Regions from separate parts of the Mus musculus genome. Here all the other regions are linked to region 1. Evidence: chromatin loops called from intact Hi-C (ENCODE). Cell type or tissue: gastrocnemius. All regions are shown on one strand. Links, peaks and the distances in the headings refer to the core of each region. The heading gives the core; the rest is flanking DNA.

Evidence for each region. Hi-C counts contacts between places; a loop is a spot of excess contacts. Peaks named below come from ENCODE experiments on the same cell type or tissue, not always from the same donor. Only the 100,000 strongest peaks of a DNase experiment are listed, where the experiment ranks them.
Region 2: a loop joins it to region 1, with 2.8 times the contacts of the local background. A loop is called at or near these places in 19 of 42 quality-filtered maps.
Region 3: it touches region 1 in a loop (2.1-fold over the local background); 21 of 42 quality-filtered maps call a loop at or near these places.
Region 4: a loop joins it to region 1, with 11 times the contacts of the local background. A loop is called at or near these places in 11 of 42 quality-filtered maps.

The regions. Positions count from the first base shown.
Region 1 is chr9:106,277,841-106,283,696 of GRCm38, reverse strand. Poc1a (POC1 centriolar protein A) reads right to left here and starts at 2,636. Exons shown (of 11, transcript NM_027354.2): 1 at 2,241-2,636; 2 at 761-845. The coding sequence starts at 2,258. In gastrocnemius, for the core only: a CTCF peak has its summit at 3,142; DNase peaks (open chromatin) are centred at 2,407, 2,680 and 3,104; H3K4me3 peaks cover 1,639 bases; H3K27ac peaks cover 1,804 bases.
Region 2 is chr9:106,213,457-106,219,312 of GRCm38, reverse strand. Twf2 (twinfilin actin binding protein 2) reads right to left here. Exons shown (of 9, transcript NM_011876.3): 7 at 5,062-5,212; 8 at 4,836-4,957; 9 at 3,926-4,485. The coding sequence ends at 4,318. Among named protein-coding and RNA genes, the nearest start is that of Tlr9, 6.2 kb to the left of the region's middle. In gastrocnemius, for the core only: a CTCF peak has its summit at 3,414 (motif pointing left); no DNase peak of the experiment used is centred there.
Region 3 is chr9:106,228,000-106,233,855 of GRCm38, reverse strand. Alas1 (aminolevulinic acid synthase 1) reads left to right here. Exons shown (of 11, transcript NM_020559.2): 11 at 1-401. Among named protein-coding and RNA genes, the nearest start is that of Tlr9, 8.3 kb to the right of the region's middle. In gastrocnemius, for the core only: a CTCF peak has its summit at 2,916 (motif pointing right); no DNase peak of the experiment used is centred there; H3K27ac peaks cover 240 bases.
Region 4 is chr9:106,157,291-106,163,146 of GRCm38, reverse strand. Glyctk (glycerate kinase) reads left to right here and starts at 5,009. Exons shown (of 4, transcript NM_174846.4): 1 at 5,009-5,658; 2 at 5,851-5,856. The coding sequence starts at 5,282. It overlaps D030055H07Rik (a long non-coding RNA gene), which reads right to left. Exons shown (of 7, transcript XR_003948237.1): 7 at 2,448-3,366. In gastrocnemius, for the core only: no CTCF peak of the experiment used is centred there; a DNase peak (open chromatin) is centred at 3,225; H3K4me3 peaks cover 1,481 bases; H3K27ac peaks cover 1,659 bases.

The DNA of each region.
Region 1 (5,856 bases), core at 639-5,638:
GTATGGAGTTAGGAGACAGACCCTACTCAACGTCGTTTTCACTTGGCAGGCCTCTGAAACAAGAAAATGTGCCGCTTTACTGTTGGCAATCAAACTGAAGACTCAAAAGCAGCCAGTTTGAGGCCCATGCCACAGGACAGACTGAAGATGTAGCTAGAATGTACAGGAAAAAAAAGAGTCTCTCTGTCTCTGTCTCTGTCTCTCTCTTTTTCCTTTTTTGGTTTTTCGAGACAGGGTTTCTCTGTGGAGCCCTGGCTGTCCTGGAACTCACAAAGATCCACCTGCCTTTGCCTCCCCTAGTGCTGGGATTAAAGCTACATGCCACCATGCCTGGCCCTAGTTTCTCTCTTCAAGACTGCATTACCAGCATGCACAGAGCCTGCATGGCTCTGTACCCAGGTCCTCTGCGGTACATACTATAGATTCCAATTTAATGTCATTATGGGATTCCTGAGTGTGTACACAAGTATGTCTCTAATACTTTTTCTAAAATGTGCATTTGGTGTTTTTCCTGCAAGTATCTCTGTGTGGGGGCGTCAGGCCCCTTGGGACTGGAGCTATAGACAGTTGTCATTATACTCTTCACATGCAAAAGGAGCTTATGGAGCCTACTGAGCCCAGCATCCAGAAGGCTGGCAGCTAGAAGCAAAGCCAAGGCTAGAAAGAGCAGCATGTCCTTGCTGTATCTGGCATCCCCACACCACGTCTCCCAGTGAGAAACTCAGCCGTCTCAGTTTAGAATCCTGAGGCCTTCTCTTACCCAAGTGCTTGGTGTTGAGACTGAAGTCCACACAGGTGACTGCATCTCGGTGGCCCTTAAAATGTCTCTCCAGTGAGGGGTCCTCCTGGAAAAAAAAAAAAAAAAAAAAAGCAAGGTCAAATGGTTATAACGAGATAACAGGTCCTCCCTGGAACTAAGACTCTTCCTATAACCAGGAGACGTTAAAAGCACTCAAATCATGATCTCGTATGTTGAAAATTCTAAGGAATCCACTATAAACTGCTAGGACAAATGAGTACAGCAAGGAAGGGTTCACGATCAGCAAACACACAACCACACAAACGATCAGACGAATCAATAAATCCACAACAAACAGATCAAATATGGGCCCAGTGTGGGGAACAAACACCTTTAATCCCAGCACTTGGGAGGCAGAGGCAGGTGGAACTGTGAGTTCAAGGCCAGCCTGGTCCACACAGTAAATTCCAAGAGAGCCAAGACCATAGTAAGTTATCTCCCTCCACCTCAAACACCAAAAATTAAAAACAAAACAAGCAAACAACAACAACAAAAAAAACAAAACGACAAAACACACACACACACACACAACCAAACCACCTGAAGAGCTCCAAGGAACCCAGCTTGGGAAAGGATATTTCTATGATACAGCGAAGCCATTGCTATTCCACAAAGCTCTACCCCAAACAAAGGTGAGGCCCAGTGCCCAGCTCCACCCCCAAGCACACCTGCAGGTTCACGCCTTTTAACAGATGGCCTGGTAGTTCAGGGGTAAGAATCAACTAAGGAGCAAGGGCTCATTCCCTCTCCTGTCCTCACCAGAGCCTCTCAGAAACACAAGGGTGAGGAAGTGTCCATCCTAGGCTCAGTGGGCAGAAGCAGATTCAGGTCTGACTCCATCAGTGACACCCCTTCCCAATGCCTTCTTCCCTGAACAGTTTCCCCTAAAATCTGCGTGGAGCTAAATGTAAACAGAATATCAAATCGGCACTCAAAAGTCTGGTTTCTATTTCTACCCAAGTCTTCTCAGGTGCATCAGGTACCACCTGGCCCTGTGGAAGCAAATTCTTATTTAAAGGACCAATTTGAAGTCCTTTTCTGGAGTGGGGGGAGGGGTCAGAATCGAGCCCTGGACACACTGCAGGCTTCCGCTATCCCAGGCATCCCGATGGCCTACTGCTTCTACTTGTTGGAAAAGGATGTCACCTCCAAAAAAGACCTGTTGCTCACAAGAGGCCAAGCTTACGAGGCTCGCCCCAGGCCACGACAAGGGTCGGGCCTTGATGGTGTCTTCCTCAATACGCCGTACATTCCAGAGGCAGAGACTTATTTCTTCGTCCTGGTGGTCTAACATCTAGCCTGGCACCTGGGGTGCTAAGTCAATGCCCGGATCCACCCCGTAACCTTGGATGAGGAGGTCACCCTAGAACCCCGCGTCACCATCCGCCTCTCTCGCGGCCATTGTTCCAACCAGTCAGGTGCTCACTATCCAGGGACTTACCTGGCTGGGAGCAGCCATAGCGGGGCTAGCGGGCTGGTAGGACCAGCTGTGCCCCAAGTGCCAGAGATAGCTGGGTCGGCAGTTGTGCCAGTTCAGTTTCCGCGCCCCCAATCGCCACCAATAGCAACGCCGGTGGCGTCGCCGCGTCCCGCCCACCGCAATTAAAGGAGAAGCGCCCTAGGTTTTTGTCCGCCGACCGGAAGTCGGGTCGTTCGATAGGCGTCAAGCTCTTGTCCTCCCGCTCTTCCAGATGAGGTGACCCGCCGAGCAGCCAAAAGCCTCAGTTCGCTGTCACACTTTCCTCCTAAGAACTTAAAAAAAAAAATCTTAGATGAAGGTTTCGGCCCTTCAGCTCTAGCTCAGGTAACGGAGCGCGCAGCCATCGGGGAAATGAAGTTCTACATAGCACTTATACCCCACAGTCTTAATAAAGGTAGAACTACATTTACCGAGATGCTCCGGGGCGGGCGGAGTTTTACCATTATGAGTGACAGGCTTAAGTATCCCGGAAGGAGGATACTGACTGGCCTTGCTCTTGGCTTAAAACGTCCGATCAAGGCGCCATGGAGAACCAGGTTATTAGCGCCTTGGGACCCCAGAATGGTTCGTTCCTGCGAATACTCCTAAGTGTCTATTTAAAAAAAAAAAAAATGGAGTCATTCAAGAGTCAGAACCATGGTGCAGAAAGACATATGTTCAATTCTTAATTCTCTACTGGGTGACCTCAGGAAAAATGCGTCTACTCCGAGGGCCTGCCTCCGCGTTTGTCTTAAGAGGGGATGTGACTGCGGCCCGTCTTGCTCGGAACTCTTTAGCCTTAAGAAGGCTTTGGGTCGTAGCCTGACCTTAGCTCCAAAAAAAAAAAAAAGGTGAAAGAAGCAATCGTCGGGCGGAACCACCAGAGGCCGTCCTTTTCCACCTTCTGCAATGAAAGCAGCCGAAGCCCAGAGTGACCTGTGCATCTGACCTGAACTGGATGTTTTGTAAGATTCAAGAACCTTCCATCCATCATCTCTCCTGGGCCGGCCAACTTGTCCATACTCAAAACACTAATTAGGATCTGGCTGTGTCCTGAGGTTTCTTACCACATGCCTAGGCTTGAAACTGTGTCCCTAAATCTGCAGGGACAGTAAACTCAGAAACTGGCGTGTGGGGGAGTGTATTTGGACCTAAAAGAATGATTCATTGGTTCAGAGTGTATATGGTTCTCCCAGAGGACGAAAGTTCTATTCCCAGCTCCCATGTCAGATGGTTTACAACTGCCTGGAACTCCAGTTCTGAGGCAGTTCAACACCTCTTGTCTCCTGAGGCACACACACACACACCATTAAAAATAATTCTTTTAGTGTTTTGATGAGAGATACAGGATCTATATCTGATCCTATTTTAACTATGTTGGCATAGAATTGGTACCTTGACATTAGAAATGTTTAAGCTAATTTAACATAGGCAAGGTGAAAGTCTCAAGACAAAAATAGGTGCTCACAAATTCCCAGCCTTCCCATAAACAGTTTTCAGTTTTTCTCTTGTCAATAAGTGTGTCACGAGCACCCCATGCCAGAAACATGATGGTCACGTTTGTATATTCCTACAATGTCAAAATGAATTGCCTCTCAGGAAATTCCCAAGCTGTAGCAGTTTGCTGCTTTTCCAGATAAGGTCTCTCTATGTGGTCCTAGCGTTCCTTCCTCTGGCAGCCACAGACTTTTTATTTTTACTTTTTTAGGAATGTCATATGTAGGAATGTTTTGCCTACCTGTATGTATATGTACCATACTTATGTCTGATGTCTTATGAAGACGCCGGATCCCCTGGAACTGGCGTTGCAAACAGTTGTGAGCTGTCACGTGGGTGCTGGGTCTGAAACCCAGTCCCAAGTAACCTTAAACCAGCCCCACTAATCTTTTTCTGTTGCCTTGCTTTTTTTCTTTTCTTTCTTTTTTTTAAGAATATTGTGGGGTAGCCACCAGAGGAGACTGCTAAGACACGGATTTAAGCCAATAAAAAGTCTTTATTAGCCAGCCAGCAACTACACTGGGTGTTGTTCAAGATCCCATTGTAGCCGCAAGGCTTTCTCAGGGTGAGCTTTTAAGCATAAAATGTTCTGGGGGACTGGAGAGATGGCTCAGTGGTTAAGAGCACTGACTGCTCTTCCGGAGGTCCTGAGTTCAAATCCCAGCGACCACATGGTGTGTCACAACCATCTGTAACAAGACCTGATTCCCTCTTCTGGTGTCTGAAGACAGCTACAGTATATACATATAATACATAAATACATATAATAAATAAAATAAATCTTTTAAAAAAAAACATGTTCTAGATTGACATACTTAACATGAACAATTAGTCAGAAGAGAAACCACAGAAGTCCAAAAGCAAGGTTAGTACATTTAGAGAGTTTCCCATATCTCTGGACTTTGACGAATTAGGTAATTGTTTTAGTTTTGGCAGGCGGTGCTATCCATGTGCTGAGTTTTACAGCCTGAATGGTATTTCGGCAGTTGTGGGGTTTCATGTAGGCTGGCCTTCAGATCACTGCATTAGCCGAAGAAAGCTTTGAACTTCAGATGATCCTGCCTCCGTTCTGGAAATACAGGCTTATACCATCTTGTTTGGTTTACACAGTGGTGGGGATTTATGCATGCTAGGCAAAGCAAGGTCCCATCTGATCTATAACTCTAGTTACATGATTCCAATCTTAATTGCTAACATTGTTTCCAGATCTCTTACCTTTACATAATAAGGTACATGGAAATATGTGTATATAGGAATGTATGCATACGCAATGTATTGTTTTTAAGGATTTATTTTATTTATATCAGTGCACCGTCTCTGTCTTTGGACACACCAGAAGAGGGCATCAGATCCCATTACAGATGGTTGTGAGCCACCATGTGGTTGCTGGGAATTGAACTCAAGACCTCTGGGAGAGCAGTCAGTGATCTTAACCACTGAGCCATCTCTCCAGTCCCCAACAATGTACTATTATGTAGACTACACAGGAGAGATTGAAGAGATCTACACATTTCAAAGAAGCCTTGCTGGAAGGAGAGGTAGGGAACGGATACAGTTGCGAGGAGTTCTGAATATTGTTATACATGTTGTTAATGAGCACAGTTGAGAACTGTAGGTGGTTCTCAGGGCCACCCTGCAGGGGCAGAGGGGCTGCAGAGACACGGGGCATCTCAGATATGGATGGACAAACAGAGGAATTTGAATGAGCCAAGTTAAGGAGAGGGAGTTGCGTTGAGTCTTAAGGACTGTGAATTCTGTTGGCCCCTCACACATTCACTTGGTGACTGGGGGACTGGTCACTGAAAAGCAGGTTAGTGGCGCTGTTACAGGTGTTAGGTCTTCTTTTTATGGAACCCAGAGGAGGTTATTGCACTCTTCCTTGGTCCAGTCTGTTCCGAGGAGTTCTCAAGGGGCTGGGCATGGCAGCATGTGCCTTCAATCTCAGCTCTTCGGAGCAGAGGCAGGAGGGTCTCTGTGAATTTGAGGCCAGCTATTTCTAGATCAGCCAAAGTTACAGAGTGAGATCCAGGCACAAGTCAACAAAGTTCTCAGGCCTGGAATTTCTGGTACTTTTTTTTAAAAGATTTTATTATATATATAT
Region 2 (5,856 bases), core at 412-5,411, 64 kb after region 1:
AAAAGTAACTTTATTCTACTCTATTAATTGTTGGCTTAGAGGATTTACTGCCTGCCCATCTGCTAACCTAGGCCTAGTCCCGGAAGCTTCTAGCCTCTTTACAATCTTCTTGTCTAGGTCTAAAATGTTTTCAGCCTCTGAGACTTGCTGCTGAATAAGCTCACCCCTTCTAGTTCTTTCTGAGAGCTGGCTGGCTGACTCAACTCAGCTGTTCTGGCTCAAACTCCTCTCCAAGCTCATTCGATCTAGCTTCTCTCAATTTCTGATTGAGATGCTCTGCTTGGCTTTAAACGAACTTTGGCAATATGTTCTAATCTTCTGGCTCCTTCTCATTCTCTGGATCGTTCTGTCTTTAATGTTCTGTCTCTGTAAAATTCTCCCCATAAAACTGCCTCCCCCTTTCTCTCTGATGCTTTCTCTCGTATGTAGCTTCCCTTTCCTCTCTCTTCTCCTGAGAGTTGGGCCTATCCTAGTCTGTCAACTCTTTCTCTGATTCATCACTTTGTCTGCCACTCAATTAGCCATCACTTTCAAACATGGGTGCTTCCTTCTACAAACTATTTTACCTTCATTATTTGTGTAAAGGTGTGTACTAAGGGTGTGTCTGAATCTCAGCTAGAGGGATTAAAGAATGTGCTAAGGACTGGGCCACACCACAACTAGAAACAGGTTTTTGTTTTTTGTTTTGTTTTGTTTTGCTCACAATCTTGGGGTTCACAGTGTGATCAAATATCCTGCAACACAGATCCTTCCATAACTATCCCGAGTCCTAGTCACTGTCCATGCAGTGGCTCTGTGTGCTCTGTCCTTCCACTTCTCCCCAGTACTGCATCACATAACACCCCTCAGCCCTTCCCACCGTATGATAAGTAGGTACTGTGTATAACCAATCAATCCTCCCCACCTGTAACCCCAAGAAACCTCTGAGGAAAGTCGGGTAGCCTGTGGCCAACTTACAGGTTCAATTTCCTCTCTCCAGAAAGAACCCACCCACAGGTGCTTGGAACTCCTCTTTATGTAAATGAGGTACCTCCACTGTAGCCAATAATGTATATTCACCCTGAAAATTCCTACCCGCTCCTCAAGATTATATAACCCTTGCTCACCCCAACAAAGCTGAGCTGTCTCACTGACGCTGATCCTGGACGTCAATCTGCTCAGTGTATCCCCGACATCTGAGCCCTCCCTTCCCCTCCTGCTTCCTTTGTCCTTGAGGCCAGTGGTCAGCAGCCTCTCGGTAGAAGGAAAGTCACAATCCCCCACGTGATCCAGTTTGCCTTCTGCCTTTACACACATCACCCTCGCTCCGTGGGGGCTTTTCCTGACCCTCTGATGAACCTCCCAGCTGAGCTCCACACCCATCCTTCCATCGAGGATGATGTAGGAGAACAGAGTTCAAGGCCTGCCTGGACTACATAGGGAAACCCTGACTCAAAAGAAATATAGACAGGGGGCTGGAGAGATGGCTCAGCGGGTAAGAGCACTGACTGCTCTTCCAAAGGTCATGAGTTCAAATCCCAGCAACCACATGGTGGCTCACAACCATCCTTAATAAGATCTGATGCCCTCTTCTGGTGTGTCTGAAGACAGCTACAGTGTACTTAGATATAATAATAAAATAAATCTTTTTTTAAAAAAAGAAAAAAGAAATATAGACAGAAGTAAATAAACCTGCCAGCCTAGATCTGGCTCTCCCGAGCACTGTGGCCGACCAGCCCAGATCTGGCTCTCCTGAGCACTGTGGCCGACCGGTTTTCAATTTGCATAGCATTTTTCAACAGCTACCACTCTATATCAGCCACCCTTCCTGCTTGGTTGTATACTGTCTTACTCTCCTGTTGAAATGTTCGTTTCTTGAGGATAAAAACTTCCATCTGTGTCTGCAGTGCTGCTCGGTATCTGCTGAATCTATGTACTGCCCACAGCACTCGGCTTTGGATAGGCAGTCTGGGTTATCTTTGAGTGAAATTCGAATGAATGAATGAATGAATGAATGAATGAATGAATGAATGAATGAATGAATGAGAATGAATGAATGAATGACCATTCTCCCGAAAGTGGCAGGGTTCGACACCAGTCTCCTGGCTCTCCCTCGGCGGAGTGGATCTCATAGCAGGAAGGGTCCAAGGTACCAATAATCTAGCTGACTCAGCAGCGTGAGAACCTTCTTGCCCCCCTGAGAACCAGTATTTGGGCTGAGTCTCTTGTGGATCTTTACCAGGGCCCCATCTTTTTTGTCCATAATCCTAGGGGCTTTCATAGAGGTTGAAAAGGGACTCCTGCAATGGGACAATGTCCTGAGCTAGGAAAAACGACAGTGTCCAACCAGCAGCTGAATGTTTCTCCAGCTGTGACAGGAGGTGTTTCAACCACTCTTCAGAGGCACAGACTACACCCCTGGCTACTGCTGAGTATCAAACGTGGGCCCTTTCCCAGAGGTTAAAGGACTCCTCATGATCAGGGAATCAGCTCTTCACATACACTCATGATGCTACATTTCTTGGGAATAGGAAAAGAGGCCCGGAGAGGGGCACAGGGCACTGACAACGTGGTCAAGAACACACAGGACTGGAGACCCCCAGATACACTCTCTAGAATACCCACCATCCCCCAGTGCCTCGGTGTTGTGAAACCCCAGCTAGAAGGGCCCTTACCAGGGAGGTGGGAGCCAGGGGCAGCGCACACACCTTTCATCCCAGCACCTAGGAGGCAGGAAGCAGGTGGCTCCCTATGATTTTGAGGCCAGCCTGGTTTATACAGCAAAGCTCCAGGCTAGCCGGGGCTACATAGTAAGATTCTGCTTCAAGAAACAAAACAGAAAAACAAAAACCAGCAACAAAAAAATGCAACTAAACAAAAAATGTCTTCTTAGGGACCCATCTCCCGATTCCCCCAATCCTACATTATTGTCAGGGGAAATGGGGGCAGAAAGCTTGGAGGGCAAAATATCCCTTACAAAGCAGATGCAGGGACTGTGGGTGTAGCTCAGTTGGTACACTGCTTTTTTCAAGGCTTTGGATTTGATCTCTGATACTCCATAAACCGGACACAGTGGCACACACCTATAGAGATTCAAGATTATCCTCAGCCACACAGGCAGTTTGAGGCCAGTCTGGAGTCCATGAGATTCTGTCTCAAAAATCCACCCTACAAATGAATAAAACAGAGACAAAGCCAGGTATGGAGATGCACATTGGTACATCCAGCATTGGGGAGGCTGAGACAGGAGGACTGCCTTGAGTTTGAGCTCAGCCACAGTTATGTAACAAGACCCTGTCTTGCGAGCTGGAGAGATGGCTCAGAGGTTAAGAGCACTGTCTGCTCTTCCAGAGATCCTGAGTTCAATTCCCAGCAATCACATGGTGGCTCACAACCACTGTAATGAGGTCTGGTGCCCTCTTCTGGCTTATAGGCATAAATGGAGGCAGAACACTGTATACATAGTAAATAAATAAATCTTTAAAAAAAAAAAAAGGAAACCTGTCTTGAGATAGAACACAAAAATATTAAGAAGAAAAAGTAAAGATGGAAAAATCTGACTCCAGATTGAGGCACGAGCCCAGGGAAGCCAAGACTAGTGGAATCTGGTTTAGTCCAGAGGTAAAAACTCGGCTAACTCTGCCAGGAGCCGGCTGTGTGCACCATGGCCTCAAGATCTCTAAGAATAAATCTGCAAGGTTTTCTTTTGTGTTTTTGAAACAGGGGTTTGTTTGCTATGCTGCTCAGGTTGGGCTCAAACTACCACTTTTTTAAGCCGCTGAGTTTGTGGTAACTTGTCACATCAACCACAGGAAACAGAGACACCCAGATCTTCATAACCTCATGGGTAGGGCTTCTGTCCTTACACTCAAAGCATGCCACACACCTGAGGCCAGGAGTCCATCAGACCCCCTCTGAACGGGGAAAGGCACCCAGGCTCAGTATTGATTTAAAAATATTTTATTCTTTACAAAATACAGCATTCAACCATCCCTTCCTGTGACATCTGGCCCCTGCCAACCGTCCCCACCCACTGTAGCCAAAGGCTTTTGGGCTGGGCTGCAACCACAGCACGAAATTTTCTGGAGGCTAGGTTTGTGCCAAGGTGGGGTTTCGCCAGCCACCCTGTACACACAGATGAGAGGCAGGGACAGTGACAGGGCAAGGTCACACAGTGCTGGTCCAGAGGCAGGCCCTCAGATATGGTCAGCCACCTGCCCTCCTTGTCCCACAGGAAAGCAATTCCTTAGAGCCCAGGCTGGGGAGGAAGGAAGTCCAGGGGTGGCAGAGTGGCAACCCTGTAGTCCACGTGCCCGGCCCTGTTCCCAGTCCAGACACCTAGCTGTCTTCCCCGTTCTCCCCGGGGCCCCGGATGAGGCGCTTGTGGCCCCGCTTGCCCCCGGGGCCTTTGGGCTTGGCGAACGCCTGCTTGAACGCGTGTTGCTTGGGATGTACCTCGTCATAGAGGAACTCAGCTGTCAGCTCTGCTCCATCGCCGATCTCAATCTGCATGGGTCAAGACAGAAGTCACCACTATATCCAGGGCCCAACACATACCACTCTCAGGGAAACCCCACTTCTGGAGTCACTCTTGATATCTGTCTTCTCTTAGGTAACCGCAGGATCTACAATGCAGGGTCTGTTACCCCACTGGCCTGAGTCACCTTCTCCTAGCCCCATCCCCACCAGACCTAGGAAAAGGAGGTGGTAAGGCAGTCAAGCCTTGGGCTTATGTGTGCCTTGGTTTGCCCTGGGCCTTAGGCTTTCCACCCATCCAATACTGCAGCAGTGAGTCTTGCAAGAACATAGGACTCCAGTGGAGAGTAGAGTGCTGGGACCCTGGGAACAGGCCGTACCTTCTTAGCTATCTCCAGCTGGAAGTCTTGCTCTACGGAGTCAAGGAGGCGGCTCTTGCAGCTGGAGTAGAGCATCCGCTCCTTGATGCTGCACTTGTACCCGGGCATGGAGTAGATGAACACTGGAGGGGATGACGTGGTGAGGTACCTGCAGACCTCCCCTAGCAGGCCCAAGCAGTGGCTTGTCATTGCTGCTCCCTGCCCAGTCCCTGTCATGGCTACTCACCCACAGATTCAAGGGCATCACCCTCATGAGTATGCTTGTATAGGAAGAAGTGGTAGCGGGCAGCATCTCGAGGAATCCGTGAGGGCAGCTGGGCCACATTTGTGGGTTCTGTGTGTACCAGCTCGATGGTCTCCCGTTCCAGGTCCAGCTTCTGAGGAGGAGCAGGGGAGGTATGAGGGTGCCAGTGTACCCATAAGGAAGCAGGATTGTTGGGCGGGTAAGAGTGTTTGGGGTCCCCATCTCTAGGGTCCCCTTCTCAAGGCTGGACCTCATCAGACTGCGGGGCTTATTCTAAAGAGTCCCTCCAGCCCCAACTCTGCCCCTTTTGAGGATTCTGCTAAAAAAAAGAAGCTCCCACTGAGATCCCTGTCTGAGGTGTCGTGGGGGGCCTTGACTTCAGCAAGGCACTGCCACAGGTTGACTGTCAAGAGACAAAGCCCCAGGAAAGTGTTGAGAAGGGAAAGGCATTCTGGGGCAGAAGGACTCTACCTGGGAAAGAGAAAACTCAAAAGAGCTACAGAGGAACTCTGGGATAGGACAGGGTCAGTCCTGAGGGCCAGTGTAAACCATGGTGTCTATATGTTGTAAAGATGTATAGGGCCACACGCTTAGAGGGTATCTATTGTGATTAAGACCTGGGGGCAGGCAGAGGAGAAGAGAATAGTATTATCTTTTTTTTTTTTTTCCAAGACAGGATTTCTCTGTGTTGTCCTGGCTGTCCTGGAACTCATTCTATAGACCAGGTTGGCCTCAAACTCAAAGATCCTCCTGCTTCTGCCTCTTAAAAGGCATGCC
Region 3 (5,856 bases), core at 349-5,348, 50 kb after region 1:
GTCTGTAGTATGGAGATATAAATTGTAATGCCTGCCAGGCCACCTGCTGGGCTTAAACCTAACCTGGCAGACCCAGCTGGCACCCCAGAAACTACAAGCAGTGATACCGCCTGCTGTAGGGTTCCCTTCACACTTCTGCCTCAGACCCAGAAGGGGCAGTCAGTGTGCCCACAGTCCTGTCGCTGCTCTTTCCTGCTTTCCCTCAGCCGCTGCCTCAACCTCACACTTCCCACTGAAAGTCAAGCCTGAAGGAGAGCCCATCTATGCTTACCAAGGTTAGCAGCCAGCTAGCTCCTGACTCCTTGTCATGGCCTCTGCAAAGGGGATAGAGGCTTTGTGCATCTCCTCCACCCTCTGCACTTGTATTTGGGTCTTGCTCTTTTTATACAATCTAAAAACACCCCTTGTCTTGTTATGAGTTTTTCCCCTCTGCTGACTGTTTCTCCCACAGGCCTGCAGCAGGCATCACCTACCTATCTGAGCAATAGCCAAGCTGCCACCCAGGCTAGACCCCTCACAGCTGCAGCTGTCTCTGTCCTGCTGTTACCCAGGCTAGACCCCTTGCAGCTGCATCTGTCTTGGTCCTGCTGTTACCCAGGCTAGACCCCTCACAGCTACAGTTGTCTCAGTCCTGCCTTTGCACAGCCCTGGCCGATCAACCTGTCAGCCCTGTTCCCTGGGGAGGTTGCTTTTGGCTTGGCACAGTTTGCTTGTCTTGCCAAACCCAGCCACTGGCTCTGCTGCTTCTCCTTAGACCCTTCGGTGGCATCTGAGTCGTGGGCCTTGGACTTTTTATAGCTTTCTCATCCCAGTCTAAGCTGTGCCAATCACTGCTCCCAGGAGTATTCCTCCTGAGCTGGGTGCTTCTGTGAATGTCAATGGTCCTGCTCCACTCAGTGCTCCACCTCACACTCTCTGAGGCCTCCCAGTCCACACCATGTAGAGAGCACCCTGCCCCACCAGCCCCATTCTGCACCAGGTCCTCCCTGGCTGCTCACTGGCTCAGGCTCTCCAGCTTCTCGTCGGGAGTCAGCCCTGTGCTCTCTTAACATAAATAGCAGCAAAGCCTTTCAGGCCAGGCCACCACTGCCTTCATCTGCCTTTGCCTCCACCCCAACAGCAGTGTGAGTGGTCTTACAAAACCACAGATCGAGGCTACGGATGAAGCCTGGTTGGCAGAGTGCTTTCCTAGTATATACAAAGCCTGTCTCAAAAAAGAAAAAATCGAGAGCCATGTTTCATATAGAAACCTCTTGGGTCTCGTAAATGTGCTGCATTCTAGGCTCCTCGTGCCGACAGACTGGGCTCCTGGCAAACTCACCCCATTGGTCATTCCACCCTTGGGTGTTCACTCTGCTTTGTAGTTGGCCTTCATGTCTGCCTGAGTTCTCTGTACTAGTCCTCTGCCTCAACATTCCTGCTTTGGGTCATAGTATTGATTCAAGACAAGTTTTCATGCCGAAAACTTTTTTTTTTTTTTTTAAGCAGAGGCAGAGGCAGGCAGATCTCTGTGAGTTCCAGGACAGCCAGGACTATGTAGAGAAACTCTGTCTCCAAAAAAAAAAGTTTTTCCTAAGGAGACCTCCCCAGGCATGCTAACCCAGCCACCCACTCTGTTGCCAAAATTCCTTCCCTTAAAAAAATGTATAAACATCCACCCTCTCATCCTATAGTCCCCATGACAAGCCGGGGAAATGGGTCATTAGGCTTCCTTACAGAGCAATGGGTGAGTGTGAGTGACAACACAGACACACTGGGAAGTTGACACCCAGCTAGAATGATAGGTCCCCTAAGCCTGTGAAGATGGAGTCCCCGCCCCTTCTCCTTTAGCCCTTCTTAGATACCCCCAAGCCACATGCAATTAGGGAGAATTACATACAACAGGTTGAGAGGGGTGGCTAGATACTTGGATGAGGGTCCCATGAGCCTCCCCACACGCTCTTTCCTAGAGTCAACACTCCCAGCCATGATGCTCTCTGGCCAGCAGATGGCCGAAGCCTGACATCTCCAAGCTTTTCTCTACCTCTCCCACCCACCCCCACCCTAGTGCCCTGGTCTCCCCACCCGAGACTGCTTCCTCCCTGTTGTAACATGGCTTTGACGATAGGTGCCTTATCTTTTCCATCCTGCCCCCTCCAAGTCCAGCACAGAGCCCAGGATTCAGTGGATGCTGATAAAACATGTACTGATTGAATGGAAGGGGGTCCCAAGGGCATCCAAATCCCTTAGGCAGAATAGGTGCACTGAGGAAAGGCCAGGCAGCAGGAGGTGAAATCCCAGCGGTGAGGTCCGTCTCACAGCTGTAGGTGGGACAACTGCATGTCCTAACTGAGCAGTCCTAATGCTGAGGCTGGGCCTGCTGGTCATGTCCCTTTGTTTCACAGTACTGTGGTGCATGGCAGCATCATGGTCCCATCAGATAAAGGCATCCTACCCAGACGGAAGTCACATCACCTCGGAACCACATCATGGTCCCTTCCTGACTGGCTTTCCCAGCTCTTTCCTCTTTCCTCACTCCAGCTTCCAGAGCTGTCCATTGTCCCTCCTATTCCCACGCCTAGAACACCCTCCACCGCCTTTCCTTCAAGTGGGATTGTTTGCCTCTGGCGGGGGCACTGTCTGAATGCTTGGGTGGACCCACTGTTCCTTCATGAGATGGGAGGGCACATGAGACGGAGTGAGCACAATGTGTAGGTGCATTTTCCCCTCCCTGTTTCTTGGGGTTCTGAGAACACAGGATGGAAGGATCTGCAGGTAGCAGATGAGACATGGAGCTGTTTAAAAACATGATAATTAAGAGCATTTCTAAGCCAGGCTAGTGTGGAACTGTATGAAGCCATAAGGTTCATTTGCAAGAATGTTTAGATGTTCAGGACACAAAGTGCCAAGAGAAAGGCTGAGTTGTTAAAAAACCTTAGTAGACCAGCAGGGGGCATAGCTCAGTAAAATAAATGTCTTGCAAGCATGAGGACCCGAGTTGACCCCCCAACCCTCTTCAAAAATGTCATGCATGACGACGGTGCATTCCCATAATCCCAGTGCTGTGGAGGCACAAACCAGAGAATCCAGGGGGCTCACTGGTTACCTAGTCTAGCTTAATTAGTGAGCTTTAGGTCAGGAGGAGGCCTTGACTCAATGGAGGTGGACAGCATCCCTGAGCATGACACCTGGGATGTCCTCTGGCCTCCACATGCACCCACACGTGTTCCCTCACATGTACGCACACACAGACCGTTTAAAGCTACATGTAAGATGGACACACACTGATCTTGGAACTACCAGAGAACAGCCTTGCTGTTCTGGGAGAGAGACAAGCCCAACACTGGAGGGTGCTTCCCGCTTCTGCTTCTGGCTGTGGTTGAAACAATCTCAGAGTCCCTCAGCGGGGACTTTCCTAGGCTCTCGGGCTACAGACTCTAGTTCTGTCTCATGTTTTCTCCAGGCTGCCCAGGTCAGAGCCTGCCTGGGACTTCAAAGGTCAGGGACCGGACTGTCTTTCACTTAAGTAGATGAGAGGGGCATCATAGCAGAAGCCCCTGTGCTTGAGTCAGAAAGAAGATACAGTGGCAAGAGTTCAGACAACAGCAACATACACACACACACACACACACACACACACACCAGTAAAAGAGGAAGGGGACTGTACTTCCTTCATGGCTATACCCTGGAGGTACAGTGATGGCGGGGGTGGGGGGACAGGCGGGGGAAGGAGAGGGAAGCTTGCAAAGTCAGCAGTTTGTTTGTGGCTAGCTCTAACAATCTCTCCCATCCCCCCACACCACCCCACTCTCACTGGCCTAAGCCAGCCTAACTGGTTCAGGCCTCCTGACCCCAATGCTATGGGCTTCTTCTTCTTCTTCTTCTTCTTCTTCTTCTTCTTCTTCTTCTTCTTCTTCTTCTTCTTCTTCTTCTTCTTCTTCTTCTTCTTCTTCTTCTTCTTCTTTCAGATTTATTTATTTTTATGTATATGAGTTCCCTGTAGCTGTACAGATGGCTATGAGCCATCTGGTTGCTGGGAATTGAACTCAGAAACTCTGCTTGCTCAGGCCCTGCTTGCTCAGGCCCCACTCGCTCAGACCCAAAGATTCATTCACTATTATACATAAGTACACTGTAGCTGTCTTCAGACACACCAGAATAGGGCGTCAGATCTCATTATGGGTGGTTGTGAGCCACCATGTGATTGCTTGGATTTGAACTCAGGACCTTTGGAAGAACAGTCAGTGCTCTTAACTGCTGAGGCATCTCTCCAGCCCTCTCCTCTACTTCTCAAAGGCTGGATTTGGTGTGGTGGTGTTGAAGACAGTGGTCTTAGGATCAGGTTCCTGAAGGCTCCAAGCACAACACTACCCACAAGTTCAATATACTTGTTGAATACAGACCTTGTCCACTGACAGTGGCTGCATTCTGAAGTCTGTGCTGTACAGAAAAAAAAAAATAGAAACCCAGAACTGGGATGGTGGTCTACACCTTTAATTCCAGCACTCAGAAGGCAGAGGCAGGTGATCTGAGTTTAGAGGCCATCTTGGTCTAGGTAGCAAGTTCCAGATCAGCCAAGGCTATGAAGTGAGTTCCTGTCTGAAAAATACAGGCAGATAGGAAGAAAGGAAGGAAGGGAGAAAGAAAGAGAGAAAGAAGGAAAGAAGGGAGAAGGAAAGAGAGAAAGAAGGAAAGAGCTGTCCCACATGCAACAGGACAGCTCAGTGGTAAAGGCCCCACAATAAAGAAACAGACAAACATAATAAAAATGGCTGAGGGGCCAGTTACAAGACCCATCCAGCTAAAGCCCTTGCCTCTGTTGACACAGAAACACAAGTCTTGACATGAAGAATAATAAAAGGTAGTTTATTCTGCAGCCAAATCCAAGTGACCATGTTCCAGGAACACAGATTAGATTACTTCAAACTCCGTGTTCCAATGTGGTAACAATTTGATGAATTTTTTTTTTTTTGGGTAGTAATAGAACAACAACAACAACAAAAATCACAAGTAGAATAGTGGAGGCCAGGCAGTTGTGGCGCATGCCTTTAATCCCAGCACATGGGAGGCAGAGGCAGGCGGATTTCTGAGTTCGAGGCCAGCCAGCAGGACAGTTAGGGCTACACAGAGAAACCCTGTCTTGGGGGGGAAAAGAAGAAAAAAAAGAGACATGGAGTGATGGCATATGCCTTTAATCCCAGAGGCAGGGGGATCTCTGTGAGTTGGAGGTCAGCCTGGTCTACACAGTGAGATCCAGGGCAGCCAGAGCTATATTGTGAAACCCTGTCTTGAAAAGCAAAAAACAAAACAAAACACTACAAGTCCAGGCACCTTTCAAATTCACAGTAAGTCGGTGGGGTTGAGCAAAGTAAGGGGGCAGGTATGTCTCAGCTATTCACGTCAGATGCTACAGGATAACATTGGCTTTTCGTTGGTTGGAAACGGTTTTTGTTAAGTGATTTATCTGGTCAGTTAGAGAGACAGGCAAGGGATGGCTACTCACTCAGAGGACTAACCGCAGCCTAAGATAAATTTTAATTAGGTTCCGGACCTGCAGCATTCCAACTTCTGCACAATGGTTGAGGTTCGGGGAACAGGGAAACTCCTTTCCTGGAACTTATCTTCCTCTCCAGCGAGTTCAATCTCTGCGCCTGGAATGTTGAAAGAGCTGATTCCTTTGTCCTGTGACTGCCACAATCCAGTCCTGGCACTTGGACACGCCCTCTCCATACATACTTACAAAATAAATGCAACTTAAAAATTTAAAAACAAAATCTGGAGTGGTAGTCCCATATCTTTAATCCCAGCAGGCAGAAAGAAGCAAGTGGGCCTCAGGCTGAGTTTAAAGCAGGTCTAAGAGATAAGTGCATGGAACGG
Region 4 (5,856 bases), core at 258-5,257, 120 kb after region 1:
CTCTGGCCTCCTTTGACACCTATACTCATGTGTATGTACCCTCACAGAAGCACACACATACACATAACTAAAAATAAAAGAAATATCAAGAAACATCAGATCCAAGCAACAATAAAAACTCAGGAGAAACAAAATTTGCTCAAGATATCAGCTCTAGATGTGTAACATTATAATTCTCCAGAATCATAGAATTCCAGTCAGTAATTAGTCTCCAGACTCTCCCATTTAGGTATGGCTTTCAATCCACCAACAGCTGCTACTGTTGGAAAATTTGTCTATCTCTAAAATTCCTGTTGAAATTCAATCTTCAAAGAAAGAATGTTAAGAAGCAGGGTCTTAATCAGGTGTGGAGATGCAAACCTTTAATCCTAGCACTCCAGAGATGGGCAGACAGATCTCTGTGAGTTTGTTCTTCACAGTGAGTTCAAAGATAGCTAGGACTACATAGTGAGACCCTGTCTCAAAACAAAACAAAAATCAAAACAAAACAAAACAAAAAGTGGGGATCTGGCTAGGTCCTGAGGCTATGTCCATTGTAAATGAGATTAACACCTCTTCTAAGAGACCCATCCACCCTCCACCAGGTGAAGTCACTGTTTATCTCCTCTGGAGGATACAGTGATATCATTTTAAAAACAGAAATAAAGCCATGACCAGACACCAGACCTGCAGATGACTTATTATTTTTTTTAGATTTATGTATTTATTTTTTTGTATATGAATACCCTGTAGCTGTCTTCAGACACACCAGAAAGGGCATCAGATCCCATTATAGATGGTTGTGAGCCACCATGTGGTTGCTGGGAATTGAACTCACAACCTCTGGAAGAGCAGTCAGTGTTCTTAACTGCTGAGCCATCTCTCCAGTCCAACTTACTTATTTGTGTGCATGTGTACATGAAGGCCAAAAGACAACCTTGGGTGTTATTCCTCAGGTACTATCCATCTATTTTTAAAATTAACTTATTTTTAAATTGTGTGTGTGTGTATGAGTGTTTTGCCCACATGTATGTTAAGTGCACAGTACTGGTGCCCTAAGAGGCAGGAAGGGGGAGGGCACTGGCTTCCTTAGAATTTGGAATTAGAGATGGCTGTAAGCTGCCATGAGGGTGCTTGGAATAGAACCCCCATCCTTTGGAAGAGTAGTAAGTGCTCTACATATCTCTTCAGTTCCCCCACTTCTTTTGAGACAAGGTCTTACACATCCCAGACTGACCTTAAACTCCACAGACAAGGATGGCTTTGAGCTCTTGATTCTCCTAACTGTGGAGATTATAGGCATGTACCACGAAGCCTGGTTTAGGTGATGTTGGGGATCAGACCAGGGCCTTGTGCCTGCTAAGCAAGTCCTCCATTAGCCGAGCTACATTCCCAGCCCTGTCTCCACTAAAAAGGGAAAGACTTCCTTATGTATGTGTTCTGCCTCACATGTATATGTCCACCACATGAATGCCTGGTGCCCGAGGAGGCCAGAAGAGGGCATCAGCTTCTCTGGAACTGGAGATCTAGGGATAGTTGTAAACCCCTTGGGTGCTAGGAACAGAGTAACAAATGCTCACAACCACTGAAACATCTCTCCAGCTCTCTGTATCCATTTTTAAAAAATACTCCACTGCTATCCCTAATCTAGTCACAAGATGCATCTGATAGCAAGACAATGAAACCTACTGCATGGTATTGAGTTGATCTAATTCTTTTTTTTTTTAAGTTGACTTCTACATCTTTTATGTCTGTTTTTTTTTTTTAAGATTTATTTATTTTTTATATGAGTACACTGTAGCTGTCTTCAGACACACCAGAAGAGGGCATCAGATCCCATTACAGATGGTTGTGAGCCACCATGTGGTTGCTGGGAATTGAACTCAAGTCCTCTGGAAGAGCAGACAGTGCTTTTAACCGCTGAGCCATCTCTCCAGCCCCTGAGTTGATCTAATTCTTATGTATTTCTATTGCCCTCCGTACAAACAGAAACTGCAATTTTCTTTTCCCCTTCTTCTTTCTTTTTACCTTTCTTTCTTTTCTTTCTTTCTTTCTTTCTTTCTTTCTTTCTTTCTTTCTTTCTTTCTTTCTTTCTTTCTTTCTTTTTTTCTTTCTTTCTTTCTTTCTTTCTTTTTTAAAGGATTTTGAAACAGGACTCCACTGGGCTGCTAAGACTGACAGGGAACAGCAATGTCTTCAGTTGCAAAATGGAAGGGATTTCACAAAAGGAAAAGAGGTAATGTGGAGTGGAGGAAGTGGCACATAATAAGGAAATTTAGACAGCGTGTGGGGTGGGGTGTAGTGGGGTCCTGATTGAGCTTCTCAATTACACAGCAGTACACACCTGCGACTTTAGTACTCAGGAGCCTGAGGCAGTAGGATCATAAACTTGAAGTCAGCCTAGGCTACAAAGTGTGTCTGTGTATGTGGTAGGAGTCGAGGTTAAAAAAACAAAACAAAACAAAACAACCTTTTAAAGGAAACACGTTTGAAACAATCCTTTCCATCAGTAAAGGATTTTGGAGCCCAGCCAATAGTTGATTTTTGAATGTGGGAAAAAGGCAGGACTGGATCATAGTGGACACAATGTGAGAGCAAGGGTAGGGAGGAAGAAAAGACTTAGGGGTCATTTTGTTTACAGTCATTTTGCTCGTGTGTTCAAAAATCACCCAACAGAAATCTTTTGCTGAGTTAGCTGTATGTGGTGGCTTACGGAGAAAAGAGGTAAGCATCAATGAATTGTCATGGATGTCTTTAAATCGCTTTCTAGAGGGGTGTGTTGTAGCGCTCGCTGATGTTCAGCCCTGTTCGGAACCGAACAAGAATTCAGGGTGTATTTAACGGTGGACTAGATCTAACAGGATGAACAGGGAAGGCTCATTACAAATCACACAGAACACAGAAACCAGAGCCCCCCACTCGCCTCTTTTCAGGTTTTCTCTGAGTGTCAGTGAGGCCGGAAAGTTCTAAACCAGGTTCTCGGTCTCTAGGGAGATCTCAGACCAGCCACTTCCGGGTTAATCCCCACCCACAGAGTACTTCCGGTCTCCAGCGCCAGAAGCTGCGGGAAGGTGAGTTTGCGTCTCAAGCAAATAAATGGTACTTGGAAGTCGTTCCTGGCCCGGACAGAGACCGATCCAGGCGACAGCAACCCCTTAATCTTGCGACATCTTGCACTACACGGCAACATTTCCCTCGAGAAGATCACAGGCTCAGGCTCAGGAGACGTCACTTCCGGTCACCTGGCGGTTGGCCAATTCCGGACTTGATGTCAGCTCCGCTTTGGTTCCGGGAGGAGTCGAGCCTGGTCTTCGCCTATCCTCACTTACCAAGGCGGGTGCACTGGAGCTGGGAAGGTGTAGTGTCTTAGAGTTGGGAATTTGGCTCCTGAAAATGCAAGTCGTCCAATTAACTTTAGACTTACCACAACGTAATTTTTAGTTAGAAATAATCCAAAATATACTGGTCATAGTTATAATAAAAAATTACTTATCCAAAATTCAAATTTCACCAAACACCCAGTACTTAATTTGGCAATTTTGGACTTGAACTTTTTTTTTCCCTTGAATTCTAATAGGGACCTTCTAGGCTTTTGCCCTTCTGGGAAAGAGATACAAAATTCACCTAGGACTGAGCTTTATGTTTTGGATGCTAAGATGTGTTTAGTACCAAGCCCGGGGAATCCCATACATGAAAACTGAACATGTTTGCAGGCGTCCCGCGGCAGTGCCCTGTGTATTCCTTTTTACAAACAGTAGTTTCTGGGAAAGCTAGCTGGGAACTACAAGGCTAAATGGCGGAGGTTTGGCAGGCGCTACGTTGTTTAGGAGTGGGATAAACTGTTACCTGGAGTTTTCTCTGTCAGCTTGTACAGAGAATCAGAAAGCCCTAGGTGTCAGGAAAATACGAGCGTCAGTCTCCCAAGCACTATGGAGAACTGGATGACTTTATGCATGCTAGGGAAGGTCTCTCCCACAGGACTACACTTTCAAGTTCCCTTGAAAAGTGAGAGTTAGGCTTCATTGTGTCCCACATCTTGCAAATGAGCTCAGTGTGAGAAAAGATATACTAATACACGCTTTAAAAAAAGCTAGAACCCCATCCCTAGACTCCGCCCTCTTCCACCCATGCTTACGGATACAGTTGTCTTTCTACCTTTTTAGGGGCTTGAATGTAGCTCAGTGGTAGAGCGCATGCTCGCTCGTTACATGGACAGCCCGGGCACAGTCTTCAGTACCCTCCTGTCCCTAAACTTAGATATCTTTTTGCAGCTGAGTCTTTTATTGTTCCTGTATAGTTACGCTGTAGCTTCCCGACCTTTACCCCAAGACCTTTCTGTCCTTCACTCTGCCCAGTGGAGAAAATGATTGTTTGGGCTTCATTACTGGAACCCGGCCTTTGCCTGCTCTAGCACTGGGCTGTTTTTGTTGTGAAGGGTGTAACTCAGGACTTGTTTTTTGCTATCATGGAGCCAGAAAGGGATGTTCCTGGCAAGGCTGATCATGACCAGCTGTATGGGGACAAGGGTGTCTGGTCTTGTCCTATAGATTGAGCCCCATAGCACATGTCCTTTTGCTTATAACCTGGGGACTTGCTGAAGGTCTGACCTTGAGTGAGATTTGTGGTTACTCTTGATTCGTGCCTGGACCACTTGCTGAACTAGCCTGAGTCCTGAGCTTCCTTAGGCTGTGTGCACTGGTAAATCTGCAGCCTTTCCACATGGACCCAGCTTTGCCAGACTGGTTGTATGAGCTAACAGAGCAGGCTAGAGGTCAATGGACTCCGGGTCAGTTGGCTAGACAACCAATAGCCTTTTTTTTTTTTTTTCTTGGCAGTAGAAGTGGTAAAGGAACGTCTAAGGCATAAATGCCAGAAAGGGGGCACTGCCGTGGTGTGAGGGCTTTGGAAGTACAGGATGTGGAAGAAGAATGGCCCAGGGGCCTGCTGGTAGGAACGGCGTCCTTCATGAATGATTAACTTCTAGGCAAAGGAGGTGACCTAGGAGGAAGGTCCACTTAACAGGAACTTTGGACTTGGAGCAGAGTGTCCAGAAGACTGGTGTGTGGTCTACAGAAGAGGACGTGGCTGGGCATCAGGGCTGGGCTTTCAGGGCTGGTGTAAGATCAGGTTTGCTGCAGGCTTCATGACTTCTCCAGGTTTCATTTCAGGTTATGGAGTCCGCCAGTCCTGAGCCCTCGGAGGGGTGGCCATGATGGATGGTGGGGTTCTGTCCGTGGCCTCACTCCTTCTCCTCCCTCTCTAGGCAGCTATGGACACGAGGCTGTGCTGAGAGAAGCGGGGCATGGCTGCGGCCCTACAGGTCTTGCCCTGTCTCCTCCGAGCCCCATCCCGTCCACTCCTCTGGGGGCCCCCAGTGGCCCGGATGACCAGTGGTATGGCTTTGGCAGAACAGGCACGGCAGCTGTTTGATAGTGCAGTGGGTGCTGTGCAGCCAGGCCCCATGCTGCAGAGGACACTGTCCCTGGATCCTAGTGGCAGACAGCTGAAGGTGCGGGACCGGACTTTCCAGCTGCGGGAAAACCTCTACCTAGTGGGCTTCGGCAAGGCCGTACTGGGCATGGCAGCTGCTGCCGAGGAGCTGCTGGCTCAGCATCTTGTGCAGGGTGTGATCAGCGTACCCAAGGGGATCCGAGCCGCTATGGAACATGCTGGAAAGAAGTAAGAGTCTATGGGCGCAGGGGGACGCCCTCTACTGTCCTTTGGAAGAACACCTCCCTTCCTCTTTGATCTCCCTATCTCCTGGGTCTGGCCTGGTTTCTAAATGGGTTATCAGTGGGCCGCTTTCACCTGTACAGCTGAGAAGTCAGGTCGGAGGAGAGGAGCCCACCCCCATCCCTTCTCCCTTCTCAGAGAGAT